Regions from separate parts of the Mus musculus genome. Here region 1 is linked to region 2. Evidence: chromatin loops called from intact Hi-C (ENCODE). Cell type or tissue: left cerebral cortex. All regions are shown on one strand. Each heading gives the region's core, and the rest is flanking DNA. Links, peaks and the distances in the headings are about the cores only. Region 1 has its middle 6.6 kb from the start of Hipk2. Region 2 has its middle 13 kb from the start of Clec2l.

Region 1 (5,378 bases), core at 218-5,217, 230 kb before region 2:
AGGGTGGGGAGAAAGAGAGAGAGAGAGAGAGAGAGAGAGAGAGAGAGAGAGATCTTTTTGTTGCTCTGCTTTCTATATAAGAATCCACCTCAAGGAGATAAAATAAGCTAGCTCAAATCAACCAGGCAGTGTCTGTCTCCTAAAGAAAAGATAAGCAAATTGGCAACTCTGACTGCTGATTAAGTACCACCCAGGGCAAATGGAATGTGAATGGAAGATATTGCCATATTGCAAATTATTTAAAATTCCAATTCATCTCACACATACAGCAAAAAATCTTCGGGATTCTGTGACAAAGGACCCTTTGTTTCCTCTAAAAAAATTTTCCCTTTTATTTATTTATTTTTTTACACTTTGAGGCTGTAGAAATATTTTTAAAGAGCTATATGTCAACTGTGATAAAAATGCTATCAAGAAATGACAAAATTGATTTCTTAAATAAATTAAGATGCTATTAGCTGCAAGGAGGGGCTGATCTGTGACAGAAACATTCACGGAGAGGTGTCTTCTGTCAATCAGATCAGAGATCAGCACTTTCAAGGCTGGTTCATCTCCTCACTCCCATCTCTGACTCCTTAATCCTCCAGCAACAACTTAGTATCCCTACCCTACTATGACAGGCTGAAGAAGTGGAGGTGGGGTGGGGGCGAGGCAGTCTCTTCCTAGGGAATATTCTTATCAAAACCACTTTCCCAGTAGCCTCAAATTTCACCTTTTACCTCCGTGACTAGAAACAGGCCACTACACAGCTGCCACTGTAACAAGATTGCTTTACCAAATTGACTTAGATTATCACTCCTGGGGCAGGCACATTGCTGTTCAAATAAAACCCAAGTTGCATACCTCATGGGTCTGCTCCATAGAGAAAAAGCTCCAGGAAACTAAGCAAAAAGAATCCTGAAACTTTGAAGCTGTGGAAATATGTGAACCTTAGCTAAACTGAAAGCAAGTGATCCCAAGACTAAATTCTTCCTTGCGTTCAGTCACTTACATTCTGTGTTCACAGGTCACACTTTAAAGATTGTTCTGAAATGTACCTTTTTCATGAACTCAACGTGCTTGTTAAACTCCTCCTTCATATCTGACACTATAGCACTTCACAAAGGCATTCACAAAGTGCTTTTGTCTCTGCTGATTTCTACTAGTGCAGACAGCATTATCCCATTCCACAGATGAGAAAACTGAGGCTTAGGTAAATTTCATATTGTCATCTAGTTGGGAGTGATAGAGTGGAACCCTACATATCCTCATGTTCCATTCTTGTTCAGCTGTTTTCTGAGAAGGGAAGGTAAATAATTTTAAAATGAAACAGAGAACTCTATTCCTACATGGGATGGGATGGCAAAAATGAAACCAGCCTGTGCTTTGAGGAGACCAAAGGCAAACTGCTGGGATGCAGTGGGGGTGCCAGGCGAGGCTTCCTGAAAGAACTTTCACTGGGTTTGAAAGGATGAAGAAAACAGATGGGAGGCTGTGTGCAGGGACTGAGTGGGGTGTGGCCCCTGCTCAGGACACAGGTTGGGCAAGAGGGGAGAACAAGATTGGAAGGTGGGTTTGGAGCAGATGGAAATAAGATTAAAGTATCTGGTTAAGGCAATTAAGGTTTACTGAGCAGGCAAGGCAATGACTCAACATCTCAGAGCAATGGTGTGGCTTGCAGAAAGACAATTTTATCAACAAGTTATATGTATTCAAGAAAAAAAAAAGACTGGAGTCAGGGTCCAGTCTTAGTGGGGCTGGCAGTAGGGAGGGGGACTGTGCCCTAGGGAGAGGACCTGTAAGAAGAGAAACAGTGGGGCGGTACTGTGCCTCTGAGATGGCTGTGGAAGTCCGAGAGGATGGTGGTTCTCCAAGAAGAACAGAGCAGATGAGTTCCATTTGGGAGAGGTTTCTAGAAGGCTGCTGGAAATGTGGGGCCGGAGCTAGGAAGTCCATCAATACAAAGATCAGCCTAAAGAACAAACACAGAAGCTTGTCAAGACAGCAAGCTGCGCAGAAGAGCTTATGTAAATGTAGTACATCAAGGATGAGCAAAGAAAGCAGTGCATCTTGCCAGCAGTGGAGCAGTGCGTCTTGCGTCCCCTCAAAGGAACTGGCTACATAGTATCACTAAGTAAATCTATGCCAGAGAGAATAAGTTAAAATGCTAATCCAGGTACCACCCCTGGATTCCTGAGTCAGTGGGCTCAGTGCATGGCCTAGATCCTTGTCTCTAGTTATCTCCTGTGGGGTTTTGATGCAGATGACTCAAGGGTCACAACTTTGACAAACAAAACCATATAACCTCCCTGTGTGATCTCAGCCTGCCGCTGCCGCTCCTCCCCTCCTGCGGATTAGCAACTTATTATACACACATGACTCAAAACAGTCTCTCTCCCTTGAAAATTCCTTGGCTGAACTCCAGGCACTAACACCCACCTGCAGCTGAGCACCCCTGTCTGAATATCCCACAAACCTTGAACTCAACATGTTCAGAATCACACTCATTTTCTCCCCACACCTGGTGCATATCTGACACAGTGCAGGTTCCTCATCTTGGCACAATGTCCCCAGTGTCCTTCTCAACCACAGCCTCCCCCTCCAGTTTCCTGTTTGGCGGTATTCTCATTTTGAACAGATCCTGGTCACACAGACTTTTCTATGTTGCTATCCTCTGCCAGAATCCACAGGCTGGGCGCAGATGTCACCCTTGGCTCCAAACACACTCTTTGCCATTCATCCTGCGGAGCTGCCTTTAGCCCACAGGTATCCATCCCTGTCATGACAGTGCTCTTCACACTGTATTGTGCTCTTTCACTGATGGTTTTTCTTTGCACTTCAGCACCTCAAAAGCCACTCTCACCTCTTGATATAGAGATTTAGCACAAAATAAGCAGTCATAGGACAGCTAATGAATTAAATTTCTCAAGGAGTGTGTGTGTGTGTGTGTGTGTGTGTGTGTGTGTGAGAGAGAGAGAGAGAGAGAGAGAGAGAGAGAGAGAGAGAGAAGAAAATGATCAGGAAAGTTGAAGGGAAATTTGAAAGTTTGCAGGGAGAGAGTGAGAGTGACAGAGAGAAATGACTGTCTAACTGATGTTTGCCTAGGAGATCCAGCAGGGGAGAAACTGAGGAAGGACACTGGGATTTGCATTGAAGAGGTCACTAAGAACTGCAGGTCAGTGTCAGTCCAACAGTGCTCTTCCACAAGGGCCAGCCCTCCATGTCAGCAGGGGGAAACTTGCAATATAAGCATGATGCACAGTGCTGCTCAGACCCTCTGGTTCACCCCGGGCCAGCTGGCTTGATTGAACCAGATGCGCTGGCCTTAGGAAGATCTTTCTTCAGCCTCCTTTTCTTGCTACTTCCTCCTTTCAAACGTCTCTGGGTACCTTCTCTGCCTAGTGTGCCCAACTTTAACCGGAGCTGCATGGATGCAAGGGGCTCCAACCTGCCTTCCCACCATCACAGAAGTCCTCTGCCGGGCCTGTTAACTCTCAGAAGTACTTCTTATGGACGAGTGTGCCCCCAGCCCACCATTCCTGCAACCTCCAGGAAAACTGTGCTGTCTTCCTGCACAGCTTTCGGTTCAGCTTCTTTCTCATGCATTGGTGAATTACATTTTGTCATTTTGTTCTCCTCAGCTCCTTTCAACTGGACACTCTTTGGGCATCACCTTGCCTTACCCACAGCCCTGCCCAGATGTCTGTTTCTTGCTTTTTGTTTTGTTTTGTTTTTCCTATAAACAGAGCATAAAATGAGTGCTGCTTCTCTGTCACCCCGGCCAGCCTTGTGCATGCAAGTCCTCTGAGGCTGCTGTACCTTTCCTACAGTCACTCCCCTTTGCCCTGCCAAGGCTCCACTCTGGTCTACCCTTTGCCCTTAAAGCTATAGCTGCTATCATTGCTCATTTGAATGCACTGCCTACTCTTTCAAAATTCTCTGTGGGCGTGATATTTGTCACTTAAGTGTCATTATTAAATACCACTCTCTTTAAAAAGATCATTGAAACCAAGCAACAGTTGAAAGCAGAAATATAAATGAATTTATTAAGGATAACTGTAGGGGGAAAAGCCTAATAAGACAATGGTAAAAACAAAATTGGGCTATATTATGATTTGAAAAAAAAAAAAACAGAATCAAAACAGAAAAGAGGAGTAGATGAAATAAAGAACGTGTGGAAAGATAAAAAGAAAAAGAGACAGGCACAATACCGGAAAGAAAACAGAGACAAACAAGACCAAAGTAGAGGTCTGATTTGTGTGTTTCTGTGTGAGTGTGCCCACATCTATGTATAAAGTCAGAGGACAGCCTCGGGTGTCATTCCTCAGAAGTTTCTCCCTTACTTTAACTTTTTCTTCTCCCCTTCATTCCTCTATCCCTTCCTCTCTCCAGCCCTCCCTACCTTCTTTCCATCTTTGCTTGCTTTTTGAGATAGTTCTCTTGTTACAGACTGGAATTCACCAAGTAGCCTAGTTTGTTGGCCCCATGAGCCCTAGGGATCCGCCCGACTGGATTGCAAATGAGTGTTAACACACCGAGCTTCTTTTGCTTTGTGCGCTTTAGGGATCTACCTGAGGTCCTTGTGCTTGCCAAGCAAGCACTTTACAAATGAAGCTATCTCACTTGCTCACCGAGGTGATTTTTGAGAGTATGACCTGCTTCCTCTAGGCCCATCTCTACATGATAGACCACAGGCTCGGATTCAGAAATAAGAGGCTGTCCGGAAAACAAGAATAATAGATACCGAGTCAGAACAAGATGCAACTCACACAGATCCCCTGCTCCAAACACCTTGGGGGGAATAACAAGACCCACACCGCTAGTATATTGTATCTTATGCCTCCATAGTATTGGACTGTAGACAAACCTCTAGGGTATTTTCTTAATTAGTGTTTGATGCCGAGGGCCCAGCCGATGGTGGGTGGTTCTGTCCCTGGGCTGGTGGTCCTGTGTTCTATATTAGGAAGCAGGCTGAGCAAGCCATGAGAAGCAAGCTAGTAAGCAGCACCCCTCCATGGCCTCTGCATCAGCTCCTGCCTCCTGGTCCCTGCTCTGTCTTGAGTTCCTGTCCTCATCCCTTTTGATCTGTTGTATGGAGCTGTGAGTGAAATAAACCCTTTCCTCTCCAAGTTGCCTTTGGGTTGCTTTTGGCCATTATGTTTCATAACAGAAATAGTAACCTTAACCGAGACAGGGTTAGACTCCCTGGAACTAGAGTTATGCATGGTCTCTAGCTACCATGTGGATAATGAGAACTCTGGGTCCTCTGCAAGAGTAGCGAGTGCTCTTAACCACTGAGCTATCTGTCCAGCCCACAGCTATGTCTTCTTAATTCACCTTTCAACAAATTGAAGCAAAGCTTTACTCTCTCAGGAGCTAGAAATGTGGGCAAGCCTTCG
Region 2 (5,378 bases), core at 144-5,143:
ATGTTGGGACACCCTCAGCCGGACTCAAGCTCCATCGCTGAGATAAGCACTATACTCTACCTCTCCATAGTCTGCCTTTGTCCTCTCCATGTTGGCTTTGTCCTCAGACTCCGCACAGTGGAAGGTAGCCACTGAACTGGCATCTTCCCATGGGCAGAATCAGCAGAGAAAGTTCAGACAAACCCACACCAGCATGAAAACACCACGCATTCCCTGTCTTGTTTATGGTTTCTATTGCTGAGAAAAATACCATAACCAAAAGCACACTGGAGAGGGAAGAACTTATTTCACTTTACAACTGTCAGGACACACTTCATCATCCAGGGAAGCCAGGACAGCAATTTAAAGCAGAAACCTGGAGATAGGAACTGAAGCAGAGGCCATGGAGGAATCCTGTCTACTACGTTATTCAGCCTGCTTTCTTATACAACTCAAGACCACCCAGCCTAAGGATGGAACCACCCACCATGGACTCAGCCAACCGACATCACTCATTAATCAAGAAAAGGCACTACTGACTTGCCTCCTGGTGAGTTTTATGGAGGCAGTTTCTCAGTTCAGACTCCCTCTTCTCTAAGATTCTAGCTGCTGTCAGATTGACATCAAACTAAGCAGCATACATCATCTCCTGTGACAGTGACTAAGGCTAAAGTGTTGATCACACATCCAGCCCTGGAGTTGGGGTCAGGGCCATCCCCATCCAGATTACAGGACTGGAAGTGGGAAGAGCAGGGAAGTGGTGGCGCAGGACTTTAGTCCCAGCACTTGGAAGGCAAAGGCAGGTTCAGAAAATGTTTCAGAAAAACATTTTCTGAAAGAAAAAGAAAAAAAAGATAAGAAAAGAAAAAGGAAAAGAAGAAGAAGAAAGTGAGAAGAAACAGTCCCCAAAGAAAATCCAGGCTACTGCACACAAGGGACCAGGGTCAGTGGTAAAGCACTTTCCTACCATGGGTAAGATAGACCCCAATTCAATCCCCAGTGCTACAGGAGAAAGTGTGTGTGTGTGCGCGCGCGCGCGCGCGTGTGTGTGTGTGTGTGTGTGTGTGTGTGTGAGGGGGAGGGGGAGGATGGGAGAGGGCAGGAGAGAGCAGGGGAGGGGAGAGGAGAGGAAGGAAAAGTGGTCAACTGAGATACTCTTCTAAGAAGGGAAAGACTGCTGTTCACAGAACAACAGGGCTGGAGATGGCTCTGGGGTTTGGGACACTTGTTGCTTTTATAGAGGACCCAGGCTCAGTTCTCAGCACCTACACGGTGGCTCACAGATGTCTACAGCTGCAGTTCAAGGGGATCTTGATGCCTTCTTTTGACCTGCACAAGCATCGAACATACACACAAGCAAAACACCCATACATATAAAATAAATAAATTTTAAAATTATCAGTAAGAGAAAAAGAGGGAGAAGAAAGGGTAACTACCCTGGAGCCCAGTCTGCAGGGGAGCTGTGTTTAGCATTTCCTGAGGGACGATCTGAGGTCCGGAGAAGCTGGTTCTTGCAGAGAGATTGGCTCATGGGTGAAAATGATGCTCTCAGTAACGATTCTGCCAAGACCAGCTGCCTCATGCATTAGACTCTCCCAGAGGGTAACAGGAACCTGCAAGGGACAGGAAGCTCACCCGCACCAGCTGAGGAAAAAACCCAAATCTGATATGATAAGTATTTTTAACGACGGGAATAAATACAGGCTTTCTTATTACAAAACAGGTACGTAGATAGGCTGTTTTCGGTAAATACGTTATTTAAGTCAATTTTCTTTCTAATTTAATATACAGTATATATGCTTTTAAGAACTCTAATACATGGTTGGGCTGTATGTGTGAACCTGTTGGTAGGCTGGTTGCCTTGCATACACAAAGCACTGAGTTTGACCCTCAGCCCTTCATGGGCATGGTGGGACACTTGTGATCCCAACACTCCAGACAGGGGCAGGAGGAGTGTGAACTTAAAACCATCCTTGACAACATAGCCTGTACTACCTGAGACTCTATCTACAAAAGTAAATGGTTAGGATTTTTTTTTTTAACTAAAAAATTAGGGTTCTTTGAAGCTTCCTGTAACCATCTGAATTCCTTATATAAGATAATCTGGAGTTACCACAACTGTGATTACGTCATCCTCTTATTGACACATATATAAATTATCAAAAAAGTAAAGATATTTAAATTAAGAGAGAGAAAGAACTAGACCCAGGAGACACCTCACGACCATCTCCTCCCATCAGATTAGCAGCCCACCCACCACCACTATAGCCCGTTATTAAAAGTACTTAATTTACCTAATGTTAATTACTGTTTAATTATGCAAAATATAATCCTACTGGGGCTGGTGGGAGACACTGTCATGGCCTAGCACTGCTTTCACTCTCTTGAGAACCCATATTGGGACAAGATTCTTGTCCCAGGCACCACAAGGCTAGCAGCAAACACTCTGCTTTCCCTTTGCACACGGCCGCCCTCTAGTGACAAGAAGGGAGTACCGCTGCAATCTGATGTGCTGGAGAAGACTGGCACCTCTATCTGGGTGGAACTTTCTGGTTTAAGCACATAGCTTTATGGTGCGGGGTAAGCCAGCTGTAGACCCTGCTAAGGAGCGTGGTTGGTGGCCCTGTTCTCCTTGACAACTCGAAGCCTGAAAATATCGCAACGAAGCTTTCTGGTGACTGTCCTCCTGGTGACTGCCCAACTGAGAATTGCCCAGAGGGCGCACATTTAGCAAAGCAGAGGGCTCCTATCCTCCCTGAGCCAAGGCCTGTTATAGTCTGAAGATTCCTGGTCCCTAAATCTGCTTCCGACAGCCACCTCGCACCAGCACCCCCTCTTGTCCCAAGCATATACAGACAAGCATATACAAGCCCGTTGGCACCCATCCCAAACAGCAGGACCAGAATCCTGGCTCCTTAGATCCACCGAGAAAGATCTTTGCCGGTGTTTCTTGCAGCTGTCTTTCTTGGGCAATGGGACTCTTAGCCACACGTGGTGAGTACATCAATTGAAGCCGCTTGGATGCAAGCGGTGAACAGCACCTAGCCAAAACTGCCTCACATGGCTTCGCAAGTTGCTCACTGCACAGAGGTACTGGACCTGGGGTCGTGGGGATCTGGAATGCAGCCCTGACCTGATAACAAAGTTAGGCTTGCTGGTGAGGGGCTATCCCGGGAGGAAGGAGCTCAATTTCTAATGAGGATTGTTTTGGGGTTTTTTGTTTTTGTTTTTGTTTGTTTGGAGGGGTGTGTGGGTATGTGCGCGCGCACACACGCACACAGAAAAGTACATTGTGGGGCACTTTTTGTCCAGTTTTCACAAAGGCACAAACTGACTGCTACAGTTTAAATGTGAAATGTTGCTTCAGCCTAGGCTCCTTAGCCCCTGTCTTCCCATAAGTAGAAAATCCTCCAACGGGCCCAGGACACTTGCTGGTTAGGGCTTACTCTACCCAGGTTCTGTGCTGCCCCCTAGGGACACTTCTGGGGACTAAGGTCAGCTTTCCTGTGGAAGGCTGGTATTGATGTGTCTTTACCCCTCTCTCTGTCTTTGTTCCTCAAGCCTATCTCCAGCAGCCAAACTCATCTCTCTTGTTCTCAGAACGCCTCCAGACTGAAATACTATTCCAGCCGCTACATTCAGGTGCCACTGCTGTAGAAGGTATCCCTGGGAGGTCACAATACTTATGTAAGACCCTCCTGTCTAAGGGGCTGGAGAGCCAGTTCAGTGACTAAAAGCACTTACTGCTCAGGGTTTCGTTGACAGCACCCACATGGTGGCTTACTACTTTAGCTCTAGTTCAGCAGTTCTCAACCTATGGGCCATGACCCCTTTGGGGGATGGAATGACCCTTTCACAGGGCTTGCCTAGGACAATTGGAAATATCCTATATCTAAAACAGGATTCATAACAGTAGCAAAATTACAATTATGAAGTAGCAATGAAAATATTTTATGGTTGGAGTTCACCACAACATGGGGGACTGTATTAAAGGGTCATAGCGTCAACAAGCTGAAAACCACTGCTCTATCTCTAGGGGACCTGATGCCTCTCTGGTCTCTTGGGGCACTGCATACACATGTGCTGAGTAAGTTTCCTCTAAGATTGAAACATTCCATCCTTCAGGGAAATTCCTTAAACGGGAAGGTAAACAACACAAGCACCTTCAGGAAGTCCCTAAAACTGAGCAGATTCACTAGGTCCTTCTCTGCCAGAGTGAGCAATAAAAGCTGAGAATATTTCTCAGAGAGGCAGAATTTAGTTGCAAGTCAAACTGCCAAAAAATACCAGCCTGGGAGAAGCAGAAAGCAGCCCAGCTGCCTGGAAGGGGTTTAGTCCAGGCCACTTGGGAAGGGCAGTCTCCAATCTGTTGGCCTGCCTGCAGGCTGTGTGTGCACTGTGCTCCAGGTTCCCAGCTCTGTCACCCACACTGGGGTAGGCCTTGGTGATGCAGCTATCTTTGAGTCATTTCTGCTCCTGTAAGTAACCCCAGTAAAACTCCTGGCTCACCAAATTGGACTTTGGTGCTGTCCATTTTTCAGTCTGTCATGGGCTCCCTATTTAGGGTGAATAAGACATATGTGTTTTGTCCCAGAAAAGGTTTTGTCACACAAAAACACGGTGCATATACAAACATTCAGGCAAACAAATATAAATACAAACACAAAATATAAATTAAAATTTTAATTGTTTTAAAAAGATCTTCCAGTCTGTCATTTGGACAAGTTCTTCAGTATTTGGGGCTCTTCCCATAATTGTACCCATCTAAGGAAGCTAACCTGCCTGTCCTGAGGTAGCAGTAGTGGCTGGGAACAAGAACAGGCTGTTACAAGATTGACACAGGCTAGGGCTCGGATATTCGAGTACCTTGTGCCAGGTCAGATCAGTCTGAGACAGCCAAGTACAAAGCCAGACAGAACAAAGTTGACCCTCCCAGGTATCGGTGGGGTTCCTGAAGCTTTTGTCTTGACAGCTTAGGGATATCCACTATCTCCACCCTGCCATTTAGCTTGGCGTCCATCCTTCCCAGAGAGGTCAATTTCTAGAAGCACTAACCTTCAGAGACAGGCAGAACCAGAGGCTGGTGGGTTTCCAGTGACCTCGCTCTCATCCACAAGCTCTGCAGAGTGGGGTCCAGAATGGAGCATCATGTTTTGCAAGGAGACCCAAATCCTTCCCCACAGGCTAGGCGCTCAGTGAGACACAGACGCAGGTTCTAGAAGAGGAGCTTGAGCTGCAAAGCACTGAGCCCCCGAGGAGGAATGTGTGCCTGGTCTCAAGGAAAAGTAGGCTGGTTTTTAAAGCCTTGACTTATAAAATAATACCCAGGAGGTCTGGCATAGAGGATGATCGATGGACTGAAACTATTGCCCAGAACAGCCGAATAGTCGGAGAAGGCT

The links. Hi-C counts contacts between places; a loop is a spot of excess contacts. Peaks named below come from ENCODE experiments on the same cell type or tissue, not always from the same donor. Only the 100,000 strongest peaks of a DNase experiment are listed, where the experiment ranks them.
Region 1: it touches region 2 in a loop (2.1-fold over the local background); 1 of 42 quality-filtered maps calls a loop at or near these places.

Annotation. Positions count from the first base shown.
Region 1 is chr6:38,880,093-38,885,470 of GRCm38, reverse strand. It overlaps a transcript of Tbxas1 not described here. Among named protein-coding and RNA genes, the nearest start is that of Hipk2, 6.6 kb to the right of the region's middle. In left cerebral cortex, for the core only: no CTCF peak of the experiment used is centred there; DNase peaks (open chromatin) are centred at 2,083 and 2,483.
Region 2 is chr6:38,647,825-38,653,202 of GRCm38, reverse strand. No RefSeq gene overlaps it. Among named protein-coding and RNA genes, the nearest start is that of Clec2l, 13 kb to the left of the region's middle. In left cerebral cortex, for the core only: CTCF peaks have their summits at 2,450 (motif pointing left), 3,255 and 3,455; a DNase peak (open chromatin) is centred at 2,455.